2 separate regions of the Homo sapiens genome follow, and region 1 is linked to region 2. Evidence: chromatin loops called from intact Hi-C (ENCODE). Cell type or tissue: CD4-positive, alpha-beta T cell. All regions are shown on one strand. Each heading gives the region's core, and the rest is flanking DNA. Links, peaks and the distances in the headings are about the cores only. Region 1 overlaps IKBKE (inhibitor of nuclear factor kappa B kinase subunit epsilon). Region 2 overlaps RASSF5 (Ras association domain family member 5).

Region 1 (8,000 bases), core at 1-8,000, 100 kb after region 2:
TCCTTCCTGCGACACAATAAGATATTCATAGGGATCAAAAGGGACCTTGGAGATGAAGTCTTGCCTGGAATGTCTTGCCTGGTGGCGGGGCTGGGGGAAGCCCTAGGATTCCCAAAGCCCGTCCTGGCTGCCTGAGCAGTGCCTGTGGATGGCAGCAGCTGCCCAGGAGGGCCAGGGAGCTTTGGGACAAAGGCAAGGTTGCTCTACCAAAGGACCTGTCCTGGGGAACCTGAGGCAGGATATGCACACTGGGGGAGAGGTGGGTCACCAGGATGGGCAAAGGTGGGCCACTTGGCATGAGGTGCTGGGTTCCTCCAGTGTGACATTCAGCTCATGAAAATACCTGGTTCCACTGCGGGTGGAGCTAGTGTCTTCAGCCCTTAGGAGAATCTACAGGTCTGGGGATGTTCAGGCAAGAATGGGCTTGCAACATGTGGGAGCTGGGAGGCCGCAGAGATCATGCAACCCTCTCATTTTGAAAATGAGGACACAGAGGCCCAGGTAGGGGAAGGTGACAATGGGCTGGAGCCACACCCAGACTAAGAGAAGAGGCTGCACCTGGCCCTCTGGCTCCCTGCTCACAACTGTTTTTGCTCACCATCCTCCTCCTTGATGGGAGGCTGAAATAGGCTTCAAAGCAGGCACTTGCCTGACCCCAGCTCTCTAGACACACCACGGAGGCCACCTTGGAGGAGGCTGCAGAGCCAGAACAGGGGAACAGCAGCCAGCGGACACCAGGATGCCAGGACGCCAGACCCAGGCCAGCGTGCCATTCCCCACCATGCCTGTCCATCCAGGGCAAGTGGGCAGACAGACACCCAAAAAGCTTTCCCAAACACATCTTTCCAGGTCAAGAATCTACAATGGCTCTCTACTGGTTGTTTTATTGGGGTCCAACCTCTCTCTAGCTGGACTCCTTCAGGGCCTCTATGCCTTCTTTCCTCCCCTCCTCACCTCCACCTCTGTCCGCCTCTGGCTTAGCTCTGGGCTATCTGCCATCATGACTGTGGCTTCAGTAAGCCTCCCCAGCATCCCCTCCTTTCCCCCGAACAGGGCCCTTTTCTTCTCTGTCTCTGCGCAGACCTTCCTGCCTGAGGTATTCTTCTTCTTTCTGGCCTTAAAAGCCTCATCCTAGGCCGGGCGCGGTGGCTCACGCCTGTAATCCCAGCACTTTGGGAGGCTGAGGCAGGCAGATCACGAGGTCAGGAGATCGAGACCATCCCGGCTAAAACGGTGAAACCCCGTCTCTACTAAAAATACAAAAAATTAGCCGGGCGTAGTGGCGGGCACCTGTAGTCCCAGCTACTTGGGAGGCTGAGGCAGGAGAATGGCGTGAACCCGGGAGGCGGAGCTTGCAGTGAGCCGAGATCGCGCCACTGCACTCCAGCCTGGGCGACAGAGCGAGGCTCCGTCTCAAAAAAAAAAAAAAAAAAAAAAAAAAAAAAAGCCTCATCCTTCAGGAAGGCCTCCGTGGTTGCCTCTACCCATCTCAGGTCTCCTCTTACCCAACAATCCCATCAGCCCTCACATGTCCAGGAAGGGCTAGCTGCTCCGGAGGAAGCATGGGCCTCTCTGAATGACAGGATGCCACATCTACCCCTGGAGCCCCCTCTGTGCCCTGGACAGAGCTCTGCTCAAAGGAGATTCACTTGCAGTTCTGCTGACTGAACCCTACTCTCTGTCACCATTTGAGAGGGGCTCAGTCTGGATGGAGACTCCATCCCTGTTATCTGGAGATGCTCCTCTTCCTCCTCCCTGCTCCTCCACCTCCCAGCTGCCCCATCAACTGAGTTGCTGCTGCGAAGCAGGAGGCACGCGGGGCTGCATGAGTCAGCCCACAGCTGGGAAACTCCCTGGAGCTCCCTGAGGACAAGGGCTGGGGGTGGCGGGAGGAGGGGGCCTTCAGGCATATGGGCAGTCTCTGATCTTCTGTTCCCAAAGACTCCTGTCACCAGTGGCATCCCTAGGCTGCAGAGCTCCCACCCTCACCCGTACCATGGCCTCGTGCCTTCCAGGATTTGGGGTGCTGTGCCTACTTCTCAATCGTGCTCTGGCCAATGAAGTCTTCCCACATTCCCCATCTCCAGACCCTTCCACTTGGCTTCCTCCTGCCCGGTCTCTCTCTTTTTCCAACCCATCCCCCCTTATTAGCCCAAGACAAGGGAGTGGAGGGAGTGGGGTTCCAAAGATTGGGGCAGGGAACCCAAGGAAGGCAAGGATAAGTTGAAGACTCAGAGAAAGCAGGAGATGAGGCATGGAGAACGAGACCACCTGGATCTCCATCCCTGGTCACATCCAGGAACTGTGCGTGGGTGTGTGTCCTCCCCCTAGAGTTCTGCTGGCACTTGGCATAGGGTGAGCACTCTAAATCATTCAGAGAAGGACTTGGCAGGACACAAGCCCCTTCTTGGGATAGGGAGGCCACCTTGGTACCTGGAGAGTCTGTGCCCCCATGGGCCCCTTCCCCTGCAGGTGAGGGACTGGGTTTTGGGGGAGCCATTGCAGTTATTTGGTGAGGTGGGGATAAGGGATAGGGTGCGGGTGCCCTCTATTCTAGGAGGGCAGGGAAGGCAGTAGCCCTGGCTTGGGGGAGAAGAGGTGCATTGTTGGAAGTATCTAGGGTGAGGAGCAGACAAGGCAGGGCTGAGAGGTCCCAGCTGGCCTGAGGCGAACACCCACCTCTCAGTTCCCAGGCTGCTGCTGAGGTAGAGGAGGGATGTCCTTGCCACTTCCAGAGTCCGTCTGCATGTGGCCTGGAGCACCTCCCTGTCCAAGGGGAGACTGAGTCAGAGCTGCCTTGATCGGGGGACTCAGCACCGTGCATGCAGACAGCATCCCAGGATACTGGCCTCCACCTCCTGCCGGCCTCCCCCTCTGGCCTGCCTCCCCCTCCGGCCTGCCTCCACCTACAGCCCGCCTCCCCCTCCAGCCCGCCTCCCCCTCTCTGCCCACCTCCCTCTCCTGCCCACCCCCTCCTCCTGCTCACCTCCACTTCCTGCCCACCCCCCACCCATCTCCCCTTCCTGCCCACTCCCCCTCCTGTCCGCCTCCCTCTCCTGCCCGCCTCCCCCTCTGTGCCCAGCCCTCATGATTACTCACATGACCCAGTGCAGCCCCCGAAACATTAGCTCCTGCCCATCCAGCAGGGCCCGTGCCAGCCGCAGGGCCTGGTAGCCGGCGCCCAACACGCCCTGAAACACAGAGATGCACAGGGCCAGGTCCCACACCTCCTACCCTTGGGTCATGCCCCTCCCTGCCACCTGGGGGTTGCCCCTCACCTTGGCAGTGTTGTAATCCGCCTGCAGGTCCACTTTGGGGACGAACTTGGGGACGTCCAGAGCAGCTGCAGACAAAGACCCTGTCTGAGGGGCCTGCCTGTATGGTGCTGGGTCGGCTTATCTTTCATTATTTCCAGCTCACACTCACCCCTCACTGCCAATCTCCCACCTCAGGCTTCACAACTCACCCTGAGCCTCCCACCTTGCCAGCCTTAGCCACACTTAAAGTTGTGATCCCTCACTGCCACCTTGCGGCCACTTTTGAGAACTACCTCCTCATGTCCAAGAGCTGAAAATGGACTAAATCACCCTCTTGTCCACAGGTTTTGAGGTGAATACCCCTTCCTAGCCTCAGAGAAAGAGGATAAAACTTGCACTGTTCAAGTGAGAAGAAAGGACATTTTTGCTAGAGTTTGGAGAGAGGCCCAAGCTCTGGACCCCGACCCCCTTCCCTTCTTTCCAGGAGCTCAGACTTGGGCTTCTTCCAACACAAACTGCCTGAGGCTTCCCCACAAATCAGAGATTATGGAAAGTGCATTAAATCCAGATCTCCCTGTTTCCACTGGAGCTCTTTCCACAGCTCTGAGGATGCCAGTAAGCCCCAGGGAGGTCAAGCCACCAGCCCACGTCATGTGGCATCTCAGAGGCGTCTGCAGAATTAGAACCCACATCTGCCTCCTGCTCCCTGTGGCCCCAAAGAAACACCCACAAAGAAAAGTAACCAATGGCCTGGATTGCAAACTCCTGTCTCAGAGGAAAATGTGGGGAGGAGAAAGATCCAGCCCAGGTGGCTCTACTCACGGTCCCTGAAGGCCAGCCCCTTAGGGATGGCTGTGCTGAAGAGGGTCAGGGGGCTGCTTGCCGTCGTGTGGGCGATGTGCTGTGCTGAGACGCTGGGCTCGAGGACACAGAGGTGACCCTCAAAGAGGTACTCCTGGTGTCGGGGGGCCACACTGGTCTGCTTGTGCACGGCCTCCTGGAAAATGGCTATCCTAGACACAGCCGTGGTGGGGAGCAGAGGGCAGGGGGTGTCAGTAGGCAAGGCAGGGGGCTAGGGTGACCTAAGCCCCAGCTAAGCGTTGCCCATAGACAGGGCTCTGTTTTGCAGAGGGAGGGACGGGGGTGGTTTTCTCTGTCATCAAGGGTGGAGAGACCAAGGGGAGAGTTCACATCTTATAGTGATGGAGACAGAGTGGGAACAGGTCCCAGGAGTCCTAATACCCAGCCTTTGCCTCTGCACCTCTTCCTGTCACACTGCCATTAAAATTTACCTAGTTCTATAAAATTATCCAGGAATCAAGGGTACTATGAGCAGTACCTTTACGAAATGTACAGCCAACATACACCACGCACACACTTCTCAGATGTATAATGCATATTAGCATTAGAAAAGGTACTGACTCTCTGAAGTACATGCAAGAAAACCTGTTTAGCTTTAACTTTGTAGAACTAGTCTTTTCCCAACTACGTTTGGACCTGGAAGCGTTCCTATGTACACACTCCTCAGAACGTACTGTGGGAGATGCTGCTTTGGACATGCACTGCTGCTTGGGTAGAGAAGGTTCTCACCGCTTCCCTCCCTCGCCCCCACTTACGTGTTGTGGGCATGGATATAGATGTGGTGCAGGACTGCCTGGGACAGGGAGAAGACATGGACGACAACTCGCTGCAGGATGTCACTGGTCTCCGCAAAGAACTGGTCGAAGCCCCAGCACTTGGCCTGCTCCACCTCCAGGATGTTGGCCAGGATGGGCACCAGCTGGCTCTGCAGCCCCCTGCCCTCCCAGGACATGGAGACTGTCAGGGGTGGGGGCCCAGACCTATCCTCCTTAAGCAGGCAATAGGAGCGTTCTAAGAGAATATCCTGAAGAGCTAGGACCAAGATGGTGGGGCAGGGTGGGTTGGGGAGGAAGAGCTGGAAGAACTCGTTCCAGCAACCAGATGGGAAAGTGGTGTGCCCAAGCCTGCAGCATGCCCGGAACCTGCTGGAACAGGCCTCAGAAGTCTTGACTTAGCAGAGAGAAGTGACACCCAGCTCAGACTCCAGCATCACCCCCCAGCAGGGTCCCACTCACAGTGACAGCTGGCAGGTGATGGGGAGGGTGTAGCTCCACTCCAGGGGCCCGTTCTCCCGCCTCTGGGCACCTGCAATGGCCCCAGCCGGCTTCTCCGTGGTGATCCGGTACCTGCGGGGAGGAAGGCCAGGTCAGCGGGATCCCCAGCTATCACATTGCCGGGCAACGACACACTCAGCACAAAGGGCTCGGAGCACAGGTTCAAGTCACCCAGCTACCCCAAAGTAGCCTGACAGATGGAGTGTGAGAAACCTGGCTCTCAGCTGTGAGAGCGCCTTGCCTCAGCACTCCTCCTGGAGCCCTTTGCTTCAGGTAGAGACACCTTTGCCCTGTCCACTGCCTCTCCCCCCGCTACACTTCCCTCAGCCTGGCCAGCCTCCTCCACACCTTTGCCCATGCTATGCATGGCCCCAGTATCCTCTCCTCTTTCTTTCCCTTCAGAGTCCAGCCTTCCCTGACAACCCCCATCCATGCTGGTCTTCTGCCCCTTTTGCGGGCCTGATATAGGTTCCACACAGCTGGACCCCGGGGCTGAGGTGGGTGCAGCAACCTTCCCACTAAGCCAGCTGACATCTCCTCTGCTCTGGGCTGTGCACTCAGAGGGAGCCGCTACTGTCTCCAGCCACTTGCTACTTCCCTGTCCGATGGCACAAAACCATGGAAAGACCTTGGACCTGGGAACAGGAAGCTGCCACCTTTGCCCCTGGTGAGCTCTTCCACCTTAGGCAAGGCACTCTTTGAGCTTCGGTTGAGACGAGGAGAGCAGTAAGGGAGCAGAGGGCTAGAGTGAAGCACCGAACTAACATAGAGCATATTCACAGACTCCCATCAGCCCTGGGCAGAGCTCAGCTGCTTGTTTGATCCCATTAACAAAAAAAGATCTACAAAGAGCCTGGGTTGGGGGGTGGACCAGAGGAGGGCCATGGAGTGTGAGGGGACCAGAAGACACAGCAAGGACCGGTGGGGGAAGGGCCAGGGGACTGCCAGTCCGCCCCATTCCCTGCCCTGTGGCCCACCGTACATGATCTCCTTGTTCCGCCGTGGCCCACCAAAGGGGATGAAGGGCAGGCTGCCAGTGGCTGCATGGTACAAGGTCACTCCAATGCTCCAGAGATCCACAGTCACCCCGAACGCTTTTTGCTGGGGCTTTCGAAGCACCGCCCGCTCATACATGTCGGGATGCTGCCGGAGAGAACCAGAATGAGGCCATGGAGCCGGAGGGCTGGCAAGGGCCTGAGACCTGTCAGACCCCCTTTCACCGCCTGCAGGTGAAAACAGAACTGTTCAAATCCTTCTTTGTCATCTTAAAAATGGGTGTCAGCCTCACCTTTTCCATCTTAGAGAACAGAATGCATTCTTCTGGTTGGGGTACAGGGGAGAGACATAACTCCTGTGGAAGCAGGAGGTGGGCCACACCCCCTCATGGGGGCTCTGGGGGGCTCACAAGGCAAGGGGAGCCCTCAGCATAGGGCAGCGGGTCTCGAGCAGCTCACCCACCAGGTACTCCTCAGTCCCATAGACCGAGACGAACTTCTCATCATCATCCAGCTCCCGGGCAGCGCCGAAGTCTGTCAGCTTGTAGATGCTCTGCCCCTCCTCCCCTACGAGGCGCATGATGTTCCCCGGCTTGATGTCGCGATGCACAATGCCGTTCTCCCGCAGGTGGTTCATGCCGGCCACTGGGGACAGACGGGGAGGCCACTAGCTGGCTCTGGTCGGGGACAGTCTAGTGTCTGAGGCTCATCTTGGTGGGAAGGCTGTCCTTGCATCCAGAGAGACAGGAGTTCCCATGGGCTGACAGAGCCATGGGACAGGCAGAAGGACAGAGACATGCATGGGGCTTAGGGGGCATCTCAAGGACACTAGGGTATGGAGGTACCATCTGGATTCTCTAGGAAACCAAGATGGGTGGTGGCTCTGTGTCCTCAAGGGCAGCACCCCTCTTTGTATTACTTCTTTTGATTAGGTGTTCAATTGTGGTAAAATATGCATAACGAAATTTCCCATTTTAACCAATTTTAAGTGTACACTTCATTGGCACTAAGCACACCCACGCTGCTGTGCCACCATCACACCATCCATCTTAGAACTTTTCTCATTCTCCAATTTTTTTTTTTTTTTTGGAGACAGAGTCTCACTCTGACACATAGGCTGGAGTACAGTGGTGCAATCTCAGCTCACTGCAATCTCTGCCTCCCAGGTTCAATCGATTCTCATGCCTCAGCCTCCCAAGTGGCTGGAACTACAGGCATGCACCACCACACCCAGCTAATTTTTGTATTTTTTTAGTAGAGACAGGGTTTCACCGTGTTCGCCAGACTGGTCTCAAACCCCCAACCTCAAATGATCCGCCCACTTGGGCCTCCCAAAGTGCTGGGATTACAGGCATGAGCCACTGCACCCGGCCTCATTCTTCAAACTTGAAACCATACTTATTAAACAACTCCTCATTCTCCTCTGCCCCCAGCCACTGGAAACCACCATGGTACTTTCTGTTTCTATGAATGTATGAGTGGAATCATACAGGATTTGTCCTTCTGTGTCTGGCTTTTTTCACTTAACATAATGTCATCAAGGTCCATCCATGTTGTAGCAGGTGTCAGAATTTCTTTCCTTTTAAGACTGAATAATATTCTATTTTAGGTAC
Region 2 (11,071 bases), core at 1,699-9,698:
CACCAGGAAGCATGTGATCATGTCCATTCTCACCCTCTCTCCCCCGCTCCCAGTGTCCGTAAGATGGTGAAGTTCAAGGGAGACGTTTCTAACATGAGTCATTTTTGCAACAGGCTTTTATTACTTTTTTTTAAAACCCATATAAGAAAGACATTTAAAAAGAAAATATCCTGGAAACAAACACTTACACACTGAGCAACACAACCAAAGAAGGCACTACCAGCAGTTACTCCCACCTCTGGGAGGGAACGGGTACTCGATACTATACTTTTTTCAGAGGTTTAGACCTCAGCATAGGCCTTGGGTCTAACTGTGCTTTAGTAAAGTCTGAATTGTCCAATAATTTTCTCATTTCATAAACACCCTTATCTCTTTATATATAGCTATATGCCTTTATGTGTATATATACATGACTTTTTTTTTCCTTCTCAAAAATAAAATAGCCATCCCCATAGAGGGAGGTTCTCAGCAGCATTCACAGCGGTTGCAGCAGGAGCCATGCCTTCTATTAATGTTAGAGACATGCAGGACGAAGGAAAATGACTCTCCACCTGCTCCCTTTAATATACAGCAGGGAGAGAGTTTCTAAAGGGAGGGAAGTGATAAGGCTGAGCATGAGATGGCTAACCAGGGTTTTTGTGGTTTAAAAAAATCTTAGAGTTGCGAGCTTGTGTTGCCTTTGAAGCTCTGGAGACTATGCACAGTTCATACGACGAGGGGTCAGCATTCCTTCTGGGATCAGGGGCAGTATGGACTCAGCCTGGGTCAGAGAGGGAACTTCTGAAGCTACACGAACAAGCTTGGGCTTGAACCGACCCAAGAGGGACTTGGGAAGGCAGAGGATAGCAAAGAAATGGTTTCTCAGAGGCTGGGTTGGAAAACCAGCCCTGCTTTGAAAATTACAAGTCCTTCTCCCTCTGCACTGGAGTGTCTCTGCAGTCCTGGCTACTTGTTGGAATTTTTTGACTAATTTATTTTAGGATTCAGCCTAAACAAGAAGCCAGTGCAAATGTAAGTCAGGAATTTGATCCTCCCTGTCAATGTGGTCTGGTATCACTGATTGGAGTCAAAACTCAGGCACCCAGATGGGAGGGAGGTCTGTGACCCTCAACCCATACTGAACGCGGGCTCTCCTGGCCTTGTCTCCCACACCGCCGCCATTGTTCACTTCCTGGCAGGAGAAGCCAGCAGCAGAGCTTCAGGCAAACTCGCCCTACTCCTATTTCTCTCTGAAAACAAAAAGGCACTGAGGTCGACGGGGAGGCCAGGCCCACCGGCTCTCCGAGCGCAGTGCCGGGTCTGGCCCATGCTTCAAAACAGAAAGGACTCCAAGTTGGCCGAATTGGAGGCTCCCCTCTCTGTAATCAAGGCAACTCCTTGGGCAGCACCTGGAGATCCCAGAGTCGCAGTGGGAGGAGGGAGGCAGTGCTGGAGGCCGATGGGGAACCCAAGTAGCCCAGGCCCTCCTCTGCTCTTTAGCTGGGGAAGGCTGAAGACAGCTTGGACACCTTTCTCTGCATTGCTTTTTGGCTTTCTCTTACTGTCTGATTTCCATACTTAGCAGGAGACTTTTTAAATGGTCAATGACTGGCTTCCCTTTGGGGAAACACATGACGATGATGACAACATTAAATTCAAATTTGTAACTTAAAAACGAACAGTTTGTTGACAAAGATGTGACTAAGTACCACACATACGCAGATATATGCCTTTGGGTTTCCATGTGCAATGTGGGCCAGGGCCAGAGCCAGGGCCAGGGCAGGCTGCAGCTTCTCTGGAGATCTCTGAGCCAGCCTCAGCTTTGGTGCTCCTTACCCTGAGCATCTGGGGCCAGTAGCTTTATAAACTTCCCTTAAGTGTGAACAACAGGCACCTTGGGGCCGCGGGAACAGTCCTTTTATGAGCATTACCCTGCTTTCAGGGGCTTAGCTCAGACCTGCAAAAGGAATGTGCTACAACTTTTCACTCATAAATAATGGTCCTGTACGTGGCAAGTAAGAGAACTCAAAGAGGAATCAATGCCAGAGAAAGAACACACAGCTCTAAAACCTTTCTTCCTTCCTTTGCCGGCTGGTGTGAGGTTCCAGTTTGGTGACGAGAGAGGCAACTATTTGGTTGGTGAAAGGCTTGCAGATCGAGAGAGGACGTCAGCTGTTTGTTTCACATGAGTTCTGATCCTTGGCAGAATCTGTGGTGGGGCACAGCCTGGGGGCGGGCACAGCTGAACCCTCGTGCAAACACTTGTCCATGGAAGAGACTTTTGCCACAGCTGGAACTGCTGGGCAGGCACAAATGCACCTGCCAGAGATGTCCTGAGAAAAAGTGTCTGTTGCAAAATAATAATTAATAATACAAATAAATCTGAATGCACCAGGAGGAGAGGAAGCAGGACCGGTTACCCAGGTTTGCCCTGGGATTCTCTTAAGGCCTCCTCCAGTTTCTGCCTAAACTTGTCATACTTCTTTTGCACTTGTTGGATTTTGTCCTGCTCCTCTTTTTCCAGGATTGTTAGGAAGTTCTGAAGTTCAGGGATGGAGAAGGCATCCCACTGTGAGGCGAGAGGGAGATTTGTGGGAAGAAACAGAATAGGAGACAGGTTAGAAGTTGACACGACCTGAGAGACCCTGCTGCCTTCCCCTTCCCAGTTCACATCCGTGATTCACACACAGTTTGCTACTGAACAGACTGAATCAGCGAAGCCTGGGCTTTGCATGCCTGTCATAGCAGCAACAAAATTCCAAATGCTGGCATCTCATGACCAAGAGTTGCCAGTCTATGAACCATGTTTTTATTTTGAAACTCAATAATCTTAAGTTTCTGTGTAGCAGCCGAGATCTTGACAGTGATGCTGGAACCACCCAGCCTCCCAACATGCAGACCCTCAGAAAGCAGGTGGAGGAGTGGAACGTGGACTCAGGAGACCGGGGTTGGGCCTGACTCCACCTCTCCCAGCAGTGTGACCTCGAGCACAGCTTTCCACCCTTCTCAGCCTGTTATCTGCTGGGAAATTGGGGTATCTACCTCCCATGACTGGCAGAGCAGATAATGAGAGCCTGACTGGCCCAGGCCTACCCCTAAAGGACTTGGCCTCTGATGGCAGAAGGCAATTTGGACTTCCATCAGGCTGACCCAAGAGCACAAGCCCTGTGCGGCCAACAATTGAGACTCCTAAGCTCTTTGAGCACAATAGAGTACTAAGGTTTATCTGGTTTGGTCCTCGCTATGGATAAGTGAGAAACCTCAAGTCCACACAGGGAAGGTGGCGTAATCACAATCACAGAGCTCATTGCAGCAGAACTGGAACTAGAGCCCAGGTCTCCACACTTCAAAGTGCCTGAGCTTTCCACAGGGCCAGCAGCATTCAGCTACTGTCCATGGAGTACTTTTTCCAAACATATTCTGCACAGATGCCAATAAAGAAAGCAGATGGGAGCAGAGCGGCCCTTGCTGAAATGGGGAGAAGGGACAGAGTCCCAGCTGCCTTGATCCCTAAATCTCCGCAGTGACTCCCAAAACTCCTTAAAACTCTAGGCCTCCACTGAACACAGTGTGACAAACACTGAGACCTTCCCCTGTTGGTCATTCTCAGGCCATGGGTGGCACCGGCCTGGTTTTACTCCAGTTTATGCCACAAGACTACACACTGGTTAGCTCCCCTTGGGGGATGGAGGTCAAGAAAAGGGAGGACAAATGGCTCAAAAACGTCTATACCCAGTGGAGCCCAGAGATGGAGCTTGGTAGCCCTCGGGCCATTTTGAAGCAAAAACAGCCTGTGCCTGAGCACAGGGAGTTTCTTGGTCCCCCTCCTCCCTGAGTTTTCAGAAATAAAGCACATGAAATCCTTTCTTTCCACAGGCCTTGCCACACACAGGCCCTAATGTGCTACCCCAGGGTGTTCAGAGTCCTGGCTGAAACACTGACCCCCAGGCCCATCACCCACCCCTGCTCACTCTCTCAACAGTCACCTTCCTGCCCGTGCTGCGTGGCTCCCACCTATGTGAGGTAGTTAGGACAACACCCACCTGCACCCACCCAGGGTGCCCTAAGGCCTGGGTTTGCACAATGGGTCCAGACCTACCTCTACCTCTCCAGTTTCATTCTCCTTTAGCACAAAGCTGAGGACCTCCGTGTCAGGCCCAGCAAGCAGGCGCAGGTAGAGGGGGCGGTCAGCAATGGAGAGTTTCTGGAAGAGCACTGCAAACCAAGAGAGGGTGCTGGGAGCTCTTCCCAGAAAAGAAGGGCGGGGCCCAGGCTTGCGGGAAAGGATTGGAAATGCAGAGGTGGGGTACGTACAACTGGAAGTAGACACGGGCCTTTTAATGAAATGAACATGACAGTAATGAACAGGGCAATAACCTTTTATCTTGGGTGTCTGCTCAGAGTTTAAAGCATGATTCCATTCACATCATCTCCTGAAAGATTAGGAATGGTGGGGCAGATTCCTCCCATTGCACAGATCAGGAAATGGGAGCCTAGGGTGTGGTTTTCCTGAAGTCACATGCAGAGTCAGGGACTCTGCTCTTGCCTCCCTGCCCGGATTCCACAGATCTGAACACCACATGGGCAGCTGGACCCCTGGTGCTCAGGAGAAGCCCACAGCTCCCACCCAAGGCCGGCAGGAGTTTTAGTGGGTGGGCTTGGACACAGGTAGGAAGGGAACGGTCTGGTTGGGTTCACTCTTTCTCCTACCTTGTCCGTCCTTGTGTATCCGCTTAAAAAGTGCAAACTTCTGGGGATTGTCCACAACCATGAACTTCTTGAGCAGCCCCTGGATGACCTCACTGACGGTGGTGGTGCTGCTGATGTGCAGCTGCTTGATGGCATCTAGGGGCAGGTAGAAGGATGTCCGCTTGTCCGTGGTAGCCGCCAGGTTCACCTCCTTGATGGCATCATAGATGGACTGGGGCCGGATCCCAGCAGGCACCGTCACAGGCCGCCGGAGTTTCAGATGCACTTTGATGAAACCCGTGTAGGTGCCGTCTTCACTCTGCCAGCGGGGGCATGTCACAGGGGGTCAGGGCCGTCCGCCTTGCATGATCATATCTGCCACTCGGGGCCATTGCCCCAGCAGCACCCACCTGTCTCCTTGAGTTCTTTCCTGCCTCTGCTGACGTGGGAGAGCTGGAGGAAGGAGCAGAGATCCCTTTCCCCATAGTGGGCTGGGAGAAGACCCTCAGGATCCAGCTACCAAAGAGGACCTGTGGGGCTGCAGTGGATTTCCCTCCCAGGAGGCTCAGGCCAGCTCCCTAAACCTCCTGTAACCAGTTGCCTTTGGTGAGTGCCCATTGTAAGAGGCAGGGTGTGGGGTAGCCACTCTAGTTTGTACCTCTGAACCAGGCAGGAAGCAGGAAGGCTCTATAATGAGGGCCTTGGAGAACCAGCCCACTAGATTTCCTCCTGTATCTCTTTACTAAGAAACAGCCTTTAAGACTTAAACCTAGGTGCATTTGTGACTGGATTTTCTGGTGCTCCATCTGGCTGAACCCCAAAGAGCCAGCTGATGCCAGCCACCAGCAGGGGGCAGTGTTTTTCTACCTTCTCCCCTCCCTATTGAAGACAGCCTTTCCCAACTGGGTGCTAAGTTGGGTGCCCTCCCCTCTCTGAGAGAGTATGTCCCTCTCTCACAATCGAAGGGGTAGGAAGGGGAGCAACTAAGTCCCATTGTCCTGGCTCCCTGGAGGCCAAGCAATACTGGGCCCTTGGTCATTACGTACCGTTTAATCACTTAGTTTACACTGAAGCTCAGAGGAGGAGTTAAAAGAGCTTCCCAAAATCACAAGCAAAAAATGAGAGTCAGATCTATTTCCCTAAAGCACATGGAGGCCACTGAGGGCTCTGGCTATCAGCCTTCCAGACCCCGGAGGCCTCTGGAGGCCGGAGGAAAGGGAGGGGACCTGCCAGGGAGTAGCCACAGAATTCAGAGTGAGGGCAGAGGCGCCAAACCCGAAGCGGGTGGTGGAGCAGGGGCCAGGTTGAGGGTGGACGGGCGCTTACCAGTTTCATGCCCAGGCAGTTCTTCTCTCGCGTGTTGTAGCTGTCGATCTTCTGCTTGATCTCCTGCAGTGTGGGCGGGCGCTGTGTCTCCTCCACAGGTTTACAGACATTCTGGAAGAGACACAGAAGTGGAGGTGGATGTGTAGTAGTTCTCAGGGTGAGAAAGGGAACAACCACGCCCTCCCCAAAGCCTCTCTAACCAAGAAGTGAGCATCCAGCCCTGCAGAGTGGAACTAACTGCACGGACTCGGAGTGAGACAATGAGAGGTCAAATTGCAGCTGTGCCAGTGTCTAGCCAGCCCTCCTGGAGAAGTAACTCAGATTTCTCTAAGCCTCAGTCTCCTCATCTGTGAAATGGGAACAATACCTACTGCACAGGCTTGTCTTGAGATTAGTGTGAAAGCGTCTGGCACTCAGGCACTGACTATGAATCTGGTGAATGAGCAGAGCCGCATTTGCTTATGGAAAGCTGCTATGGAAAAGATGCTTCTTTGATGCTATGGGAGATGCAAAGAAATACAAGCCATGGTCTGTCTCCTCAAGGAAGTAACAACACAGCTGGAGGGACAGGCGTCTACCCATGGTGCCAGTATATACTACTGATCGGGAAGACAAGAATTCTCTTAGATCCCAAGGACCAAGGACACATAGAGACCAGTCCAGGCCCCACATCACTTGCCACAGTGCTTTTCACATAGCAAGAAGTAAATATCTATTTGTCAAATGAACGAGTGAACTGGCAGGGATGAAGGGCTGTAGCCCCCTCTACCATAAAAGAGGAGATAAACCGCTACTGGGCACAGGGACACCTAGAATTTACTTAGCACTTCTTCTGTGCCAAGTACTTGGCATACATTATCTCATATGATTCTCACAAACCAGAAGTCTGTAAGATAGTTTATTACCCCATCTTACAGGTGAGACTATTGAGACTAAGAGAAGTTTAGCAACCTGCCTCACACCCTACAGTCAGTATGTACAGAATGAAACAGAAATTCCAGGTCTGTCCCATTGTGTTCCTCCTGTGAGACCATGTGTTCATTCTTCTCATATGTTCCCAGATGCCCTCCTCCTCCCACCCCCTGGGAAGGATAAGTGAACAATGAAATTGAGGAGATTGAGGTCAATGGCCCTCACCTTGTAGAGACAATACAGGGGTGAATTCTGGGGTCGAAGCCACTGTCCCTCAGTCAGTTCTCTGGCTCTCTCTCAAGTTCACTGTTACCCACCTCCCGGTTTTATCTTCACACTGTCCCTGAGTGGCTGGGAGTGTGGGAACTGGTTGGTCAGAACCCACCCAGAATTTGCCTGACGTTCAAGTGTAGCAGACTTGGGGTGGATCAGGATTCTCCTTTGGTAAATGAGGAAACTGAGGCCCAGTGAGGGATGACTCTGACACCATCTGACACTGTCCTGTGGGTGTCTGGGTTTGGCTGGGGAATTTCACAGCTGCCGCGACGTCACATCACCACCCCGCGGAACACAACAGGGCCCCCCCTCCGTGACAGAGCTTTGCCCTACCTTCCTCCCTTCAGCAAGCCATGTGGGAGACACGCCACCCTGAACAACCTGCCATCACTTCCTTCCACTTTCCAATCCCACAGAACCGATGCAATGTCAGGCTCTGGCTGCCAAGAGGAGCTGGCGTGGCTCCAGCCTCCCACCTCCAACCCCTCAGCACAGCTGACATCCTCCTTTCTTTCTTTCCTTCCTTCCTTCCTTTTCTTTCTCTCTCTCTCTCTCCCCCCTCTCTCTCTGTCTCTCTCTCTTTCTTTCTTTCTTTTCTTTCGTCTCCCTCTGTCACCCAGGCTGGAATGCAGTGGCACGATCTTGGCTGACTGCAATCTCTGCCTCCCAGGTTCAAGCAATTCTCCTGCCTCAGCCTCCCAAGTAGCTGGGATTACAGGTGCGCACCACCACACCCAGCTAATTTTTGTATTTTTTAGTAGAGACGGGATTTCACCATATTGGCCAGGCTGATGTCGAACTCCTGACCTCAAATGATCCATCCGCCTTGGCCTCCCAAAGTGCTGGCATTACAGGTGTGAGCCACCGCACCCAGCTTCTGACATCCTCTTTCCATCATGGCATCGTTCCCTGGCCTGTCTGCTCCCGCTGTACTCTCCCCAAGGGGTCCTGACCTATTAATAACAGCCTGTGCTGGGTACTTTCACATACCTTCTCTTACATACTATGTATGTCATTCTTATTTCACAGATAACAAAACTGAGGCTGAGTTTAAGAAACATGCCTGTGGTCCCCTGCTAGTAAGAAGCTAAGTAGGAACTGGAATCAAATCCATCTAAGGCCCATGCTCTTCTCAATTCACCATGTAGCCACCATGGGACGGCATCTTTTGCTGAAGGGGCCGGCCTGCCACACCCATAATGATCACTGAAACTCTGTGCTGCGGGGCTGGGATGAGCAGCTGTTAAACCAAAGCCTGTAAGTTACCTGATCTGTGAAATGTTCATCTAAGATGAGTCTAAGCAGCGGGTCAGGCCCCAGAGGCACCATGTCACCTGTGAAGGTGGGAAGGAAGGACTTCTAACTCAAGTGAGATGCAGCCACCAGGATGCAGGGCCCAGCCTTCTCCTGTGTGCCTTCCCAGGTCTCTGGAACTGAACCTTGATTCTGTTGCAGACCACCCAAGGGCAAGCAGCTCTGGCCATCTCCCACTTGCCGGAGGTGAGTAGCAAGTAGTGTGAGCCTCACAGACTCTCTTCATTCACTGTCAGTCCATTAACCCGGGGACTCTCACAGTGAAGCCTCTCATTTTCCTCATCCCTTCCCTTGGGTAGCTCCCAGAGCTCCCCATCCTCAGTCCTTGCCAGCTGAGCACATGTCTATGGGACCAGATGTGCCTGACCCTGGCCCTACCCCTATACCTTCCCGCTGGGAGCTTCTAATTAGAAAGACCCCGTTGTCTGGTTACTATTATACACTCACTCTGTCTCTGACGCATGTAGGCTATTGCTCCTCAGGAGGTAATAGCTTTCTCATACTTGTCTATAAAAAATAAGTAATGGAAAGAAAATTCTAGAAGCTTCGGAAAGATCTCCTCTCATAGTTTCCAATCAAGCTAGAGCCATTTCCCCGTAAGAAAAGGCAGCTGTGCTGTGGCTTTCAAAGGCTTGATTTTGAATACAGTGAGAAGCAAAGCTGCCTTAGCCTAGGGTTTCTTCTTCCTGTTCCCCTTTCTTCAGCAGATAGACCCATCTATCTCTCCCCTTCCCACCACAAACGCGGGGAAGTGACGCAAGTGGCCACAGGCACCTCTGCCTTCCAGGGCTGACTCAAAAGACAGCAGCCCTGACCTCACCATTCTGAGGCCTGGCCCTCTGGCTGGTGATGGGAAGCCCTGTCTGGGAGTGCCAGGAGCCCCGTGTGTAGCCAACACTACGAATGTCACAGCCATGGAATGCCAGCACCCAGGTCTGGGATGGCTGCTGCCCACAAAAATATCTGGCAGACAAGATGTGACCCATGGACCAAATGAATCACCTCCTGAATTAGGCCAGCCAGCCACAGCCACGAGGGCTCACGGATCCTTTTTCCACCCAAGAGATGGCGTATAATCCAGACCAGTGGTTCTTAAACTTGTCTGCACAGTGCAATCATCTGGGGGATCTTTAGAAACTTAGCTGCCTGGGCTTCATCCCTGGAGATTCTGATTTAATTGGTCTGGGGTGCAGTCTGGGCATGGGAATTTTAAAAATCTCCTAGTTGATTTTAATTCGCAGCAACATTCGAAAAGAACTGAAATAGACAGACCCCTCACAACAATTCCAGACCTCAAGGGTCTTCATCCAGCTGCTGAATTAACACTTGGTGCCAAGAAACACACAAACACCCCAAAGGTTTACCTAACAGGCACTATCTGCCATGAGAGCGAGATCGATACTATAGCAATCTTCAGAGGATAAGACAAAGACTCTGATTCCTATTCACCTGCCAGATTCTTAAGGATCTGTCCACGGGTACAAAGCGAGAAACCAAGCAGACAGTTTTGCCTCTTGGGGTGGCCCAAGATAGAGACAGAATAGGGAACTCTGTTATGATTTAACAAATATAGACATTGGCATGTGAGGTGTCTCTCCTGGGGGCTCACACATCTCAGTGCATCTGGCATGGAATTCATCTATTCCGATTAAGCCCCTGGCATTGGTGGCAGATGGCTGAGCTGTTCCCAATGCACTTGGCATGTCCAGGGCACTGGTGAAAAACAGGTTTGTGCTCACATGTCCTATGCGGTGGAAAAGGGCAATGTCTTCTTTTAGCTCTGGAGGTGATTGGGGAACAGCCATGTAAAGAGGCTGGGTGCTAGGGGTTCACAGCGACACCCCGACCCTGAGTGATTCTCTAATGCTTCCATTTAAATATTCTTAACAAAATAAGGAGGACCATACCCCTTTCGTCTGGGGCCTAACTCAGGGCAGATTTGCCCTAAGCTGTTTTTCTTTATTTTATCACTAAAGCAACAGCAACAAAACCCTACTTCTGCACTCTAATCAATGACATATGTAATCTTAATTTTGGTGACTGGAGAGTGACCTAATGCCCTAAGGAGAGGCTCTGAGTGAGTCACGTGGCTTCTGGTATTCCCAGGTGGGCCCAGGGCACCCAGGAATGCTGTGGCAATGAGAGGGGGTCCCCAGGATGAGGGTGGGCTGAGGAGGACGTGTGTCCCACCGGCAGTACTGCAGCTATTATATACATCCGTGCCTACTTTTTCTTGACCAAAATCACAAACCTAATTTTTGCTAAAAAATTCACTCTCACTCTTTTTAAATTTGTCAGTCTTTCCTCCTTCTGGCCCACGATTTGAATCATCTCACACCTGTTTGCCCATCAGAAGTCACTTTATTTGTCAAGCTCTTCCTGATCACTCCAGCCCTGAATGATGACGATGATTCACTACAGCTAATATGTACCGTGCACTATTCTACTCACTTAGCATGTATTAGCTCATTTCATCATCACAGCAAATGTGTCACAAAAAATACTATTATGATGCTCATTTTACAGTCAAGGAAAGTGAGCCACAGGAAGGTTAAAGCTAACCTACATCTAAAGG

Evidence for each region. Peaks named below come from ENCODE experiments on the same cell type or tissue, not always from the same donor. Only the 100,000 strongest peaks of a DNase experiment are listed, where the experiment ranks them.
Region 1: it touches region 2 in a loop (8-fold over the local background); 28 of 110 quality-filtered maps call a loop at or near these places.

Annotation. Positions count from the first base shown.
Region 1 is chr1:206,475,213-206,483,212 of GRCh38, reverse strand. IKBKE (inhibitor of nuclear factor kappa B kinase subunit epsilon) reads right to left here. Exons shown (of 22, transcript NM_014002.4): 6 at 6,851-7,032; 7 at 6,375-6,535; 8 at 5,354-5,464; 9 at 4,874-5,053; 10 at 4,080-4,270; 11 at 3,279-3,343; 12 at 3,100-3,191; 13 at 2,680-2,766. Among named protein-coding and RNA genes, the nearest start is that of MIR6769B, 4.4 kb to the right of the region's middle. In CD4-positive, alpha-beta T cell, for the core only: a CTCF peak has its summit at 3,522 (motif pointing left); DNase peaks (open chromatin) are centred at 1,832 and 3,512.
Region 2 is chr1:206,578,303-206,589,373 of GRCh38, reverse strand. It overlaps RASSF5 (Ras association domain family member 5), which reads right to left. Exons shown (of 6, transcript NM_182663.4): 3 at 5,995-6,105; 4 at 4,690-4,987; 5 at 4,079-4,194; 6 at 1-2,548. The coding sequence ends at 2,396. It also overlaps a transcript of EIF2D not described here. Among named protein-coding and RNA genes, the nearest start is that of EIF2D, 29 kb to the left of the region's middle. RefSeq lists an enhancer at 775-1,275. In CD4-positive, alpha-beta T cell, for the core only: CTCF peaks have their summits at 5,308 and 5,508 (motif pointing right); DNase peaks (open chromatin) are centred at 5,533, 6,013, 7,483 and 9,253; H3K4me3 peaks cover 1,361 bases; H3K27ac peaks cover 4,606 bases.